Regions from separate parts of the Homo sapiens genome. Here region 1 is linked to region 2. Evidence: read pairs that join two places in POLR2A ChIA-PET (ENCODE). Cell type or tissue: Panc1. All regions are shown on one strand.

Region 1 (2,500 bases), 450 kb after region 2:
TAGGAATAGATGAGCAAACTAACCCCAAAATAAGCAAAGAAAATAATAAAGATAAAAACAAATCAATAAAAAAGAACACAGAAAAATTAAATCAGCCAGTGCTTGCTATATGGCAGGCACAGTACAAGAATAAGTACTGAGTTTACATATGCAGTCTCTTGAGGATCCTCCAAGTAGGTTAGATGGACATAAAATGGAAAATAACCAGATCAGAATACTAATGACCAGGAAGAATGATCAAGGTGCCAGCCTGCCTTCAAGAGCCAGTGAGGCCATTGTGGATCCTTAGGGAAAGGGGAGGTGAGGATAGTGGTTAAGAGATCAAGGCTCTGCCGGGCGTGGTGGATCACCTGAGGTCAGGAGTTTTGAGACCAGCCTGGCCAACATGGCGAAACCCTGTCTCTACTGAAAAAAAAAACACAAAAATTAGCCGGGTGCGGTGCAGGCGCTTGTAATCCCAGCTACTTGGGAGGTTGAGGCAGGAGAATCGCTTGAACCCAGGAAGCAGAGGTAGCAGTGAGCTGAGATCACGCCACTGCACTCCAGCCTGGGAGGCAAAGACTCCATCTCAAAAAAAAAAAAAAAAAAAAGGATCAGGCTTGAGGCTAGGCGCAGTGGCTTACGCCTGTAATCCCAACACTTTGGGATGCTGAGGCAGGTGGATCACTTGAGGTCAGGAGTTCGAGACCAGCCTGGCTAACATGGTGAAACCCGTCTCTACTAAAAAATGCAAAAAAAATTAGCCGGGCATGGTGGCGTGCGCCTGTAATCCCAGCTACTTGGGAGGCTGAGGTGGGAGAATTGCTGGAACCCGGGAGGTGGAGGTTGCAGCAAGCCAAGATGGCTCCATTGCACTCCCTCCTGGAGACAGAGTGAGATTAGATCTCAAAAAAAAAAAAGCTGGGCATGGTGGCTGACGCCTGTAAACCCAGCACTTTGGGAGGCCGAGGTGGGCGGATCACGAGGTCAGGAGATGGAGACCTTCCTGGCTAACATGGTGAAACCCCTTCTCTACTAAAAATACAAAAAAATTAGCCGGGTGTGGCGGCGTGCACCTGTAGTCCCAGCTGCTGGGGAGGCTGAGCTTGCAGTGAGCTGAGATTGTGCCACTGCACTCCAGCCTGGGCGACAGAGCGAGACTCCCTCTCAAAAAAAAAAAAAAACAAAAAACAAAAAATTGGATACTGTATCCTTGGTTTCTGAGAAGTCACAAAAGAATGTTATTTAATAAGTGATCATGCTGCTGCACTCCATCTAGAGACCCTAAGAATCTTTTCACAAATACCAACTCCTTTGTCCTTATTACAACTCTATGAGGTAGTTTATCACTTATTTTGTGAACATGAAATTGAGGCAGAGGGGCTGAGTAACTCACCCAAAGTCTCATGAACAGCAAGTGGTGGGATCAGGATTCAAACCCAGTCTAGTACTCCTAAGATAGGCAACCAATACTGTCTGCCTACACAAAGAACAAGGCCAGAAGTGCCTGTTTGGAAAGTCTAAAAAAGGGGTATTGCAAGCTGAAGTTTAGCAGAGTGGGACCTGAACACCTACTGACAGCTTTGCTTCACCTCTACCTTGCAAGTCAATAGAAATTCATTCATTTCCTGCCCAGCACTGCAGTTACCCAAACCCACCTGAGTATATGGATTGAAAACATACTAAAACCACTGGTTCAGAAAAAAATCACTTTACTCAGGTGAGATCTATGTAGTTACAGCAGGACACGGATGGGACTGGGCATACAGACGAATGGGGCTGACTCATCTGGCTTCTTCCTGAGCAGGGAATTTGATGCTTGTTTCTGCAGAGGTGCCACTTCTAGTTGTGGACTTGGACAATTAGTCTTTTGGTTCCTGGGATTCCCCATTGGAATATGCTGTATTAAAGCCCACTTAGTGCTTACCTAGAACAGTGCCTGGCACAGGTAAGCACAAATACAATTGCTTTAGGAAGATGCCTTTTTTTTGAGACTTAACTCTGTCACCAGGCTGGAGCGCAGTGGCAAGGTCTCAGCTCAGTACAACCTCCATCTCCCGGGTTCCAGCAATTCTGCCTCAGCCTCCCACAGGTGCACACCACCATGCCCAGTTATTTTGTATTTTTAGTACAGACAGGGTTTCACCGCGTTGGCCAGGATCTCTAGATGTTGTGATCCGCCTGCCTTAGCCTAAGTGCTGGGATTACGGGTGTGAGCCACCAAGCCTGGCTGCATTTAACATGCCCTCTTAAACACTGCCTCACTCCTCTTAGCTTGTAAGAAAAATCAAGCTGTGTTCCCCCACAATCATAGCTAGTAACTAGCTTCCATTCTCAAACCAACCCTGACCTCAACACCTTGGCAAGCAAGCTCTACAGTCCACCAAACTCCAATCTCACCCACCTCCCTCAAACCTGTCTCCATCAAGTTCCAAATGGCTTAACGGCTGTCCCACCTCCCCTATGCCAGTAGGTAACTTTACCTTCTAGATGATCCCCCTTCAGTCCCATCCTTCAGGGT
Region 2 (2,500 bases):
TAGTGTACAGTGTAGAATTTATGGTATATGAATTATATAGGTTGATGCAAAAGTAACTGCGGTTTTTGCCATTAAAAGTAATAGCAATTATGGCCGGGAGCGGTGGCTCACGTCTGTAATAATCCCAGCATTTTGGGAGGCTGAGGCAGGCGGATCACCTGAGGTCAAGAGTTCAAGATCAGCCTGGCCAACGTGGTGAAACCCCGTCTCTACTAAAAGTACAAAAATTAGCCGGGCATGATGGCGGGCCCCTGTAATCCCAGCTACTCAGGGGCCTGAGGCAGGAGAATCGCTTGAACCTGGGAGGCGGAGGTTGTAGTGAGCCAAGATAGCGCCACTGCACTCCAGCCTGGGCAACAAGGGCGAGACTCCATCTCAAAAAAAAAAAGTAAAAGCAATTACTTTTGCACCACCCTAGTATCTCCATTAAAAAAAAAATCCAATATCAACTAGAGAAATCAATTTAGGAATAAGAGCAAAAACCAACTTAAAATTTAACGGCAAATACACTAAAATTACTATTGCCAAAAAAGCTATAAACCCATGATGGGTTTCTATATAGAGGAGGAACCAGTTTGCTCTCCTCACAAAAGAAGAGAAAATTGATGGGAGTTTCCTCTAAAGATTTAAACTGTACTGTAAAGATTTATTCCACTCCTGGATCTGGAAAGGAAGAATCAAACTTGAGTGATGATAGTAATTTGCATTGGCATAAAGTTGAATTTTTCATTTTTATTTTTGTGAAGGTATGAGAATCATAGTGTTAATATATGTATTCCTGAGAAATGTATTACATATTCCCACACACATGGAAGGACATGACTTGGTCATCAGTGTTACCTCATTGTTCAAGTAGAGAGAAGAGATATTATCCCCATGTTATCAAAATAGATACAATTTCAGATGAGTAACATCACCTATTCAATGTCCTACAGTGGCAGGACTGGGACTATAAACCGGGTGTTCAGATTCCCAGCCTGGTTTACTTTCATTACATCAATGATCTTAAGCTTTAGTGTGCTACTTTATCCTTTATTCAACAACTCTATCACTCAACCACTTATTAATTCTTATTAAAGTACAACGTAATAAACCAGGACACTCTCGGAGAGCACTTAACACCTTATTCATGTAAGGTGATTTTTCTTAAAACTGCAAATGCCATAGGAATTAAAAAGCACTATAAAACACATATTTATTATATAGGAAAGCCCCTTTTGGCCCTCATTCAGAGTCCCTTTACCTTTGTTTTTTGCCTAATTCTAACAAGTTTGTTTGTCAAATGTAACAGATGAATTTAAAGTAGAAGGGGTTATGATTCTTCTAGATACATACAATGAGTAAAGAAACAGCCTAAAAGAAAGAAAGAGACACATCAAAATCCAAAGTGATAGCCATCTTTTTTTTTTTTTTTTTTTTTGAGACAGGGTTTTGCTCTTGTTGCCCAGGCTGGAGTGCAGTGGCACTATCTCGGCTCACTGCAACCTCCGCCTCCAGAGTTCAAGTGATTTTCCTGCCTCAGGCTCCCGAGTAGCTGGGAGTACAGGTGTCTGCCACCATGCCTGGCTAATTTTTTGTATTTTTAGTAGAGATGGAGTTTCACCATGTTGGCCAGGCTGGTCTTGAACTCCTCACCTCAGGTGATCCACCCGCCTCGGCCTCCCAAAGTGTTAGGATTACAGGCGTGAGCCATTGCGCCTGGCCTGGCCTTCTTTTTTTAAATTTTTTTGCGACAGGATCTCTGTCGCCCAGGCTGGAGTGCGGTGGCACAATCTCAGCTCACTTCAGCGTCAACCTCTCAGGCTCAAATGATCCTCCTACCACAGCCTCTACAGGAGCAAATCACCACACTAAGCTGATTTTTTTTTTAAGTTTTTTTTTTTTTTTTTTTGTAGAGACGAGGTCTCACTACATTGCCCGACTGGTCTCAAACTCCTGCGCTCAAGTGATCCTCCCACCTCAGCCTCCCAAAGTGCTGGGATTACAGGCATGAGCCACTATGCCTGGCCAGTTATAGCAAACTTGACCATTTATTGTAGGGGTAATAAATCCTATATAGCTCAAGGTTCTTATTCATAATAATGCAGTCTCCCTAATAAAAGGATGACTCAATTCCAAATGCTTTATTCAAGAAAGCAAGGAAGGACTGGATATAGTGACTCACACCTGTAATCCCAACACTTTGGGAGGCCAAGGTGGGTGGATCACTTGAGCCCAGGAGTTCAAGACCAGCCTGGGTAACATGATGAGACGCCCCACCTCTACCAAAAATAAAAATTTAAAAAATTAGCCAGGTGTAGTGGCATGCACCTGTAGTCTCCGCTTCTGGGAGGCTGAGGCAGGAAGACTAACTACTTGAGCCAGGAGGTCGAGGCTACAGTGGGCAGTGATTGAGTCACGGCACTCCAGCCTGGGAAACAGAGTGAGATCCTGTCTCAAAAAAAAAAAAAAAAGAAAAGAAAAAAAAAGAAAGGGCCTCAAGAAGGGGCTCACGCCTGTA

The links. ChIA-PET counts read pairs that join two places held together with the same protein. Peaks named below come from ENCODE experiments on the same cell type or tissue, not always from the same donor. Only the 100,000 strongest peaks of a DNase experiment are listed, where the experiment ranks them.
Region 1: POLR2A ChIA-PET joins it to region 2 with 5 read pairs; 4 of 35 experiments call an interaction of 5 or more read pairs at or near these places.

Annotation. Positions count from the first base shown.
Region 1 is chr1:28,510,067-28,512,566 of GRCh38, reverse strand. The region is part of intron 3 of RCC1 (regulator of chromosome condensation 1); the gene reads right to left. It overlaps SNHG3 (small nucleolar RNA host gene 3), which reads right to left. Exons shown (of 4, transcript NR_036473.1): 4 at 1,675-2,500. Among named protein-coding and RNA genes, the nearest start is that of SNORA73B, 2.8 kb to the right of the region's middle. RefSeq lists enhancers at 208-776, 1,258-1,307, 2,168-2,387, 2,161-2,500. In Panc1, no CTCF peak of the experiment used is centred here; DNase peaks (open chromatin) are centred at 200, 1,506 and 2,269; H3K4me3 peaks cover 503 bases; H3K27ac peaks cover 1,773 bases.
Region 2 is chr1:28,959,955-28,962,454 of GRCh38, reverse strand. The region is part of intron 1 of EPB41 (erythrocyte membrane protein band 4.1); the gene reads right to left. Among named protein-coding and RNA genes, the nearest start is that of EPB41, 47 kb to the right of the region's middle. In Panc1, no CTCF peak of the experiment used is centred here; no DNase peak of the experiment used is centred here.